Linked DNA regions of Homo sapiens: region 1 is linked to region 2. Evidence: chromatin contacts called from ENCODE Hi-C or POLR2A ChIA-PET data. All regions are on one chromosome and are shown on one strand. Each heading gives the region's core, a stretch centred on a gene start or an enhancer-like site at or near the end of the contact. The rest is flanking DNA. Distances are from core to core; before and after follow the strand shown. Region 1 overlaps DAB2IP (DAB2 interacting protein). Region 2 has its middle 42 kb from the start of DAB2IP.

Region 1 (2,700 bases), core at 117-2,616, 120 kb after region 2:
AGGGCGGAGAGGAGGGTGCATGGTGAAGATTTGTCTACTTAGGCTGGTGAGCCCACTCGGGGTGGAGCACTGGCTTAAGGCACCTTGGCCCTGCCCACTGCTGCTGGGGGACCTTGATCAAGGTACTTCATCATCAGTCAAATGGGGCAGAGAGCCCTGCCCACCTCCCAGGGCTTCTCTGAGAGTCTGCCTGACAGTCTTTCTGCCTTGGGAGCAGCAGAGCCTGGGCCCATGTTGGGGATGATGAGGATGTTGATGGTAACGAGGATAGTGACAGGGACAACATGGGGGATTGTTTACTGAGGATTCCCTCATGCTGGCGCTTGAGGTGACACACCCTCACTGTGTGCTGTGTGCCCTGCCGTCATGGCTCCCCACTGGACCCTGCACCGAGCCCTAGACTTGCTCCCCTTTCAGTCAGTTCTCTGCCCAGGACTCACTTGTTATGACTCAGGTTCCTTCCTGTGGACCCTGAATGGGGAGCACCTGACTACCTTTCCAGTTGCACTTCCCCCACCCCTCCCCGTTCCCTGCCCCACGAGTGCTCCAGCATACATCTTTGTCCTTGTTCCCTCTTCTTCTCTTCCTGGAACATTCTTTGTTCAGATACCTGTGTGGCTTGCTGCCCCACTTCATTCAAGTGTGAATCCAACCACCCGGTCAAACACAGCCCCCTCCCATCCTCTAGCCAGGACCTGGCTCTGCATTTGTCTCTAGCTGTTGAGTTCACCTGATGTTGTTACATACTTCGTGTACTTTTCCCACACTCTAGACTGTACGCCACATGCAAGTAGAACATTTATGTCTTGTACCCTGATGTGTCTCTGGCACCTAGAATCGGGCCTGACAGAAAGTTGGTGAATGAACAAACAAACATTTAATTGTACCCCATAATGTGGACACATTGCTGTCTACATTTTACAGATGGGGAAACTAGACTCAAAGAAGAGGTGGATTGACTAGCCCAATGTCATACAGCTGCAGCGGGACAGAACCAGGATTTTAGCCCAGTGTCTGTGGCCTCTGAGCCCTGTCTCAGCCAGTAGACACTCCCACCTCCCCAGAATCTAGGATGGACAGGAATGGGAGGGGGCCCAAAAAGGTGGGTAGGATTTTACCCTGGGGATTGAGGGGTGAGGCCAAGGAGGGGGTGAACCATGAGGGTCTGAGAGGGCCAGGGGCAGGTCGGGGACTTCAGTGAGGGTCAGGACAGGGAACCCTTGCAAGACAGTCTCTGAGGAGAGCACCCCCGGCACCAGCCACTCCCAAAGACCAGCCGCCTCCAGGCTTCTTGTGCTGGCTTTGGTTCCTGGCACGATTTCTGTTTCCCAGAGGAGCTCAGGCCTGGCCCGGCTTCCCAGGGTGGAGAAACACATGGTGAGTGAGTGTGTGTGCGCGCGTGTGTATGTGTGTGTGTGTCCAGCCTTGCTGTTTGCGTTGTCGTCACGTCTTCTTAATCAGCCTATTTCTGGGAGCGATGACTTCATCTCCTGTGATTCTCGACACAGCCATTGTCAGGCGTCCATGGAAAGATTGGGCCTGGCAGTGTCCATATTCCCCTAACGAGCCAGGTTGGGAGAGCCAATTGGCGGGCCCTGGTCTGACCTGGCTCGGGGGCTTATGGTCAGGTCTATCTCCAAGAGACTCCACTGCCCAGGGTCACCCTTAGATTTGGCCTCTTTGACCCTGGGGTACCCAGTGCAGCAAATTCCAGCCATTGTTTCCTGTGTGCTTCCTCTGTGTACGCTCTGCTGTGGGCAGGGGGTAGGGGACAGTCACGCCAATCTCTGCCCTCAAGGGCTCCTGCTGTCTGACAATGCAGATGAGTCAACAGACCTCACCTTAGAGGGTCTGTGCGTGAACAGAGAAGGGAGTGAGGACTCTACCAGCGCTCAAGGAAGGCTCCACTGAGTTGGTGGTTGGGCCACAGGGTGAAGGTGAAGGTTCCCTTGAGGGAGGGAAAGGGCTTTTGGGCATGCCAGGTAGTTGGGTATCACTGGGCACGGGGCGGCTATGTGTTGGGCCTGGAGAGTGCAAGGAATAGAGGGGAAGGTAGCAGGAAGGCAGCAGGGTATGGACTTGATCCTGAAAGTAGCTGGGAAGGATTTTAAGAAGAGATGGGACCTAGATAGATCAGCGATTTTAGAAGCAAGTCCTTGGCTGTGTGTAAGGGTAGGTGTGGAAAGGTGTGACACTGGGAAATATATACAGTATTTGGTTTCTTGGCACACGACTCCTGAAATCCTTAGATTCTTTAAAGTGATGTCTACTTATTTGCTAATGAGTTGACTGATGGCTGGCAGCCCCTAGGTGGCTTCAGAAAGGGGTCACAGAAAAGACCAAGGCAGGATTAGAGGGTTAGAACTTTCAGCCCACCCCACAGCCCCTGGGGCAGGGAGAGAGGCTGAAGGTTAAGTTAGTCGCCAATGGCTAGTGCTTTAATCAATCATGCCTATGAAATGAAGCTTTTATAAAAACCCAAAAGGACAAAGCTTGGGGAGCTTTCAGATAGCTGAATGCTTGGAGGTTCCTGGAGGGTTCCTAGGGAGGGCATGGAAGCTCCACGCCCCTGCCCACATACCTCTCCCTATGCATCTTTTCATTGGTATCCCTTTATAATAAACTGGCAAACAGAAGTAAATATTTCCCTGAGTTCTGTGAGCTGTTGCAGCAAATTAATCAAACCCAAAGAGGGGTTTA
Region 2 (2,716 bases), core at 90-2,589:
GCTGTAGGCAATAGGGAGCCATTGAGGATTACAGAGCACAGTAGCTTCCTGCTGTAACAACCATGCATTGCAATGATGTGCTAACTGGCTTTGCTGTAGGTATTACTTTATGGTGTTTGACAGAATATATATTTTTTAAACCCTCAGAAGACACCTGTCCATCCTGACCTCTCCTTATGGAACCTTGCATCGTGCTAGGGGGAGCACCCCGTTTTCTGCTGCCTCTTGGTTTGGGGAGGAGCCCCCTCTGGGGCAAAGTCTGTAACTAGGTTTCTCGGCTTTTTCTAGTTTTTGTTTGTTTGTTTGTTTGTTTGTTTGTTTTTGAGACAGCGTCTCGCTCTGTCGCCCAGGCTAGAGTGCAGTGGCGCAATCTCGGCTCACTGCAACCTCTGCATCCCAGGTTCAAGCGATTCTCCTGCCTCAGCCTCCCTGGTAGCTGGGACTACAGGTGTGTGCCATCACGGCCAGCTATTTTTTTGTGTGTTTTTAGTAGAGACGGGGTTTTGCCATGTTGGCCGGGCTGGTCTTGAACTCCCGACCTCAGGTGCTCCGTCCGCCTCGAACTCCCAAAGTGCTGTGATTACAGGTGTGAGGCACTGCGCCCAGCCTTCTAGTTTTTAATCTAGGTGCTCCTGGTTGTCCATCTGTCTGTCTTCCCCATGGTGGGAGGAATTAAGTGACAGGGAGGAGGTAGTGGCTGAAGTTCTAGCCCGACCTGACTCATTGAAACTTTTACAGGCTGTCTAGTGCATCTGACACCCTGCCACTGACAAGCTCCCAGACCACCAGGATCAGTTTTCTCCACTTCTCACTTCCATCCCTCCCGCTTTGGGACCCCCATTCGGCTCCCAACTTCTCCAGGCATCCTGCACTGATTGTTCCAGCAACACTGACCTTTTCTGTACATTTTAGTGCCCATGGCCCTCTAACTTGTATGTTTATTAACTCTTTGCTCCTTCCCTAGCTAGGCCAAGGCCCCTGGTGGGCAGGACAGGAGCTAAGCAAGATGTAAGCTGGACAGACCATTGGAAATCTTCTGGTGCGATCTATCCATTTTAGAATTAGGGGGATAGAGGCCTGGGTTTGCCTAAAACTTCATGACAAGTTCCTGGCAGAGCTGGGATTCAAACCTGGATCTCCAGGGCTATCTTGGTCCTTGGCTGCAACATCACCCACTTCTCAGAGCCACCCTGCTTCTCAGCTCCAAGAGCCAAGAATTCCCAGCTCTGCAAGAATCCCAGTTTTGCAGCCTTGGCTCCTCCTGGGGCTGGGAGCCAGCAACGCCAAGCCTGCAGGTTCCCAGAGAGGGCTCCTGGCGTCGGTGTGGCTTAGTCACAGGGATGAGATCACTACTCACCTCTGGATAGGGGAGGATGCCAAGGTTTGGGAACTTTCACTCTGAGCTACTTGATTTTGTGTATGTGTGTGTGTGTGTGTGTGTGTATAAGAAAAACAAACCTTTTGGTTGGGACTTTGTACTTGGCTCATGAACTGTGGGCTTGGGGAAGCTGCTGAGCCATGATAAGCACTTGTACTGTGCCATCTCACAGCTTCCCAGGATAGTGGCTCTGTGTTAGGAAGGAGCTTGGACCAGAGCCAGAACCTGGTGTTAGCATTTGCTCTGCCTCACATTGGCTGTGTGACCCTGAGTACGGTGCATGGCCTCTCTGGGCTGTAATGATAATACCTAGCAGCTCACACTTTCTGAGTACTTCCCATGGACCAGCCACTCGGCTCATCAGCCCATTTAGTTCTCACAATAGACCTGTGAGATCCTGTTTTCACCTCTGTTTTGCAGATGAGGAAACTGAGTCCCAGAGAGGAGGAGTGACTTGCCTAAGGTCACCCAGCTGGGAAGGGCAGAGCCAGGGTTGGAATGCAGGTCTTCCCAACTCCAAAGCCTCTCGTGTCAGGCACTCTGCTGCCCTGCCCTCTAGCTGCAGGGCTACCTCCTAAGGGATTGTGGAAGTGTAAGTATGGAGAAACCAGGTGTAATTCAGCACGTGAGGGGTGGGAAGGTGATGGATGAAGGGTCTTTTTCTACGCTGATATCGTTCTCCATCTCCCCACTGTCCTTGAGTAGTGCTGTCCTTGAATAGTCAGAGGGGGGCGCAGAGGAGAGCAGGTACAGCGGTATGCAGGCTCCATGAGAGGAAGGGCGTATTTGAAGATGGTTTCACGGACCGCCAGTCCTGGGCCCATCTCTTTCCACCCCCTGTAGGTCACTGGCTTTGTGAATGTTGATTGTAATTCCTTTCCCATCCTCCCCTAGAAGGTATCTTCAAGGCAGGGGCTCGCTAAGGGATTTCCTTTTGAGTGGAGTGACCATAAGATTTGTTTGTTTGTTTGTTTGTTTTTGAGACAGAGTCTCACTCCATCACCCATGCTGGAGTGAGTGGTGCAATCTTGGCTCACTGCAACCTCTGCTTCCTGGGTTCAAGCAATTCTCCTGCCTGAGCCCCCTGAGTAGCTGGGATTACAGGTGCCTGCCACCACGCCCGGCTAATTGTAATTTTTAGTAGAAACTAGATTTTGCCATGTTGGCCAGGCTGGTCTCGAACTCCTGACTTCAAGTGATCTGGCTGCCTCAGCCTCCCAAAGTGTTGGGATTACAGGCATGAGCTGCCATGCCTGGCCTTGACCATAGGTTTTGATTCAGATTTGGAACAGAAATCTGTTGATGGCCACTGAATCCTGGGCTTGGAGTAGGAGCTAG

What was found. A loop is a pair of places that touch in the nucleus more often than their neighbours do. ChIA-PET counts read pairs that join two places held with the same protein, here RNA polymerase II (POLR2A). Pooled maps may share reads with other maps.
Region 1: a pooled map shows a loop between it and region 2 (2.2-fold over the local background). The contact joins two enhancer-like sites. A Hi-C loop is called at or near these places in 1 of 168 maps with a recorded cell type or tissue (heart left ventricle) and 1 of 50 pooled maps. POLR2A ChIA-PET finds 5 or more read pairs at or near these places in 2 of 52 experiments (MCF 10A and PC-9).

What each region holds. Positions count from the first base shown.
Region 1 is chr9:121,723,770-121,726,469 of GRCh38, forward strand. All of the region lies in intron 3 of DAB2IP (DAB2 interacting protein), which reads left to right. Among named protein-coding and RNA genes, the nearest start is that of DAB2IP, 73 kb to the left of the region's middle. Within about 2 kb of position 1,367, at least 21 of the 41 ENCODE cell types and tissues checked have a DNase peak (open chromatin) inside an H3K27ac peak, as active enhancers do.
Region 2 is chr9:121,608,637-121,611,352 of GRCh38, forward strand. It overlaps a transcript of DAB2IP not described here. Among named protein-coding and RNA genes, the nearest start is that of DAB2IP, 42 kb to the right of the region's middle. Within about 2 kb of position 1,340, at least 12 of the 41 ENCODE cell types and tissues checked have a DNase peak (open chromatin) inside an H3K27ac peak, as active enhancers do.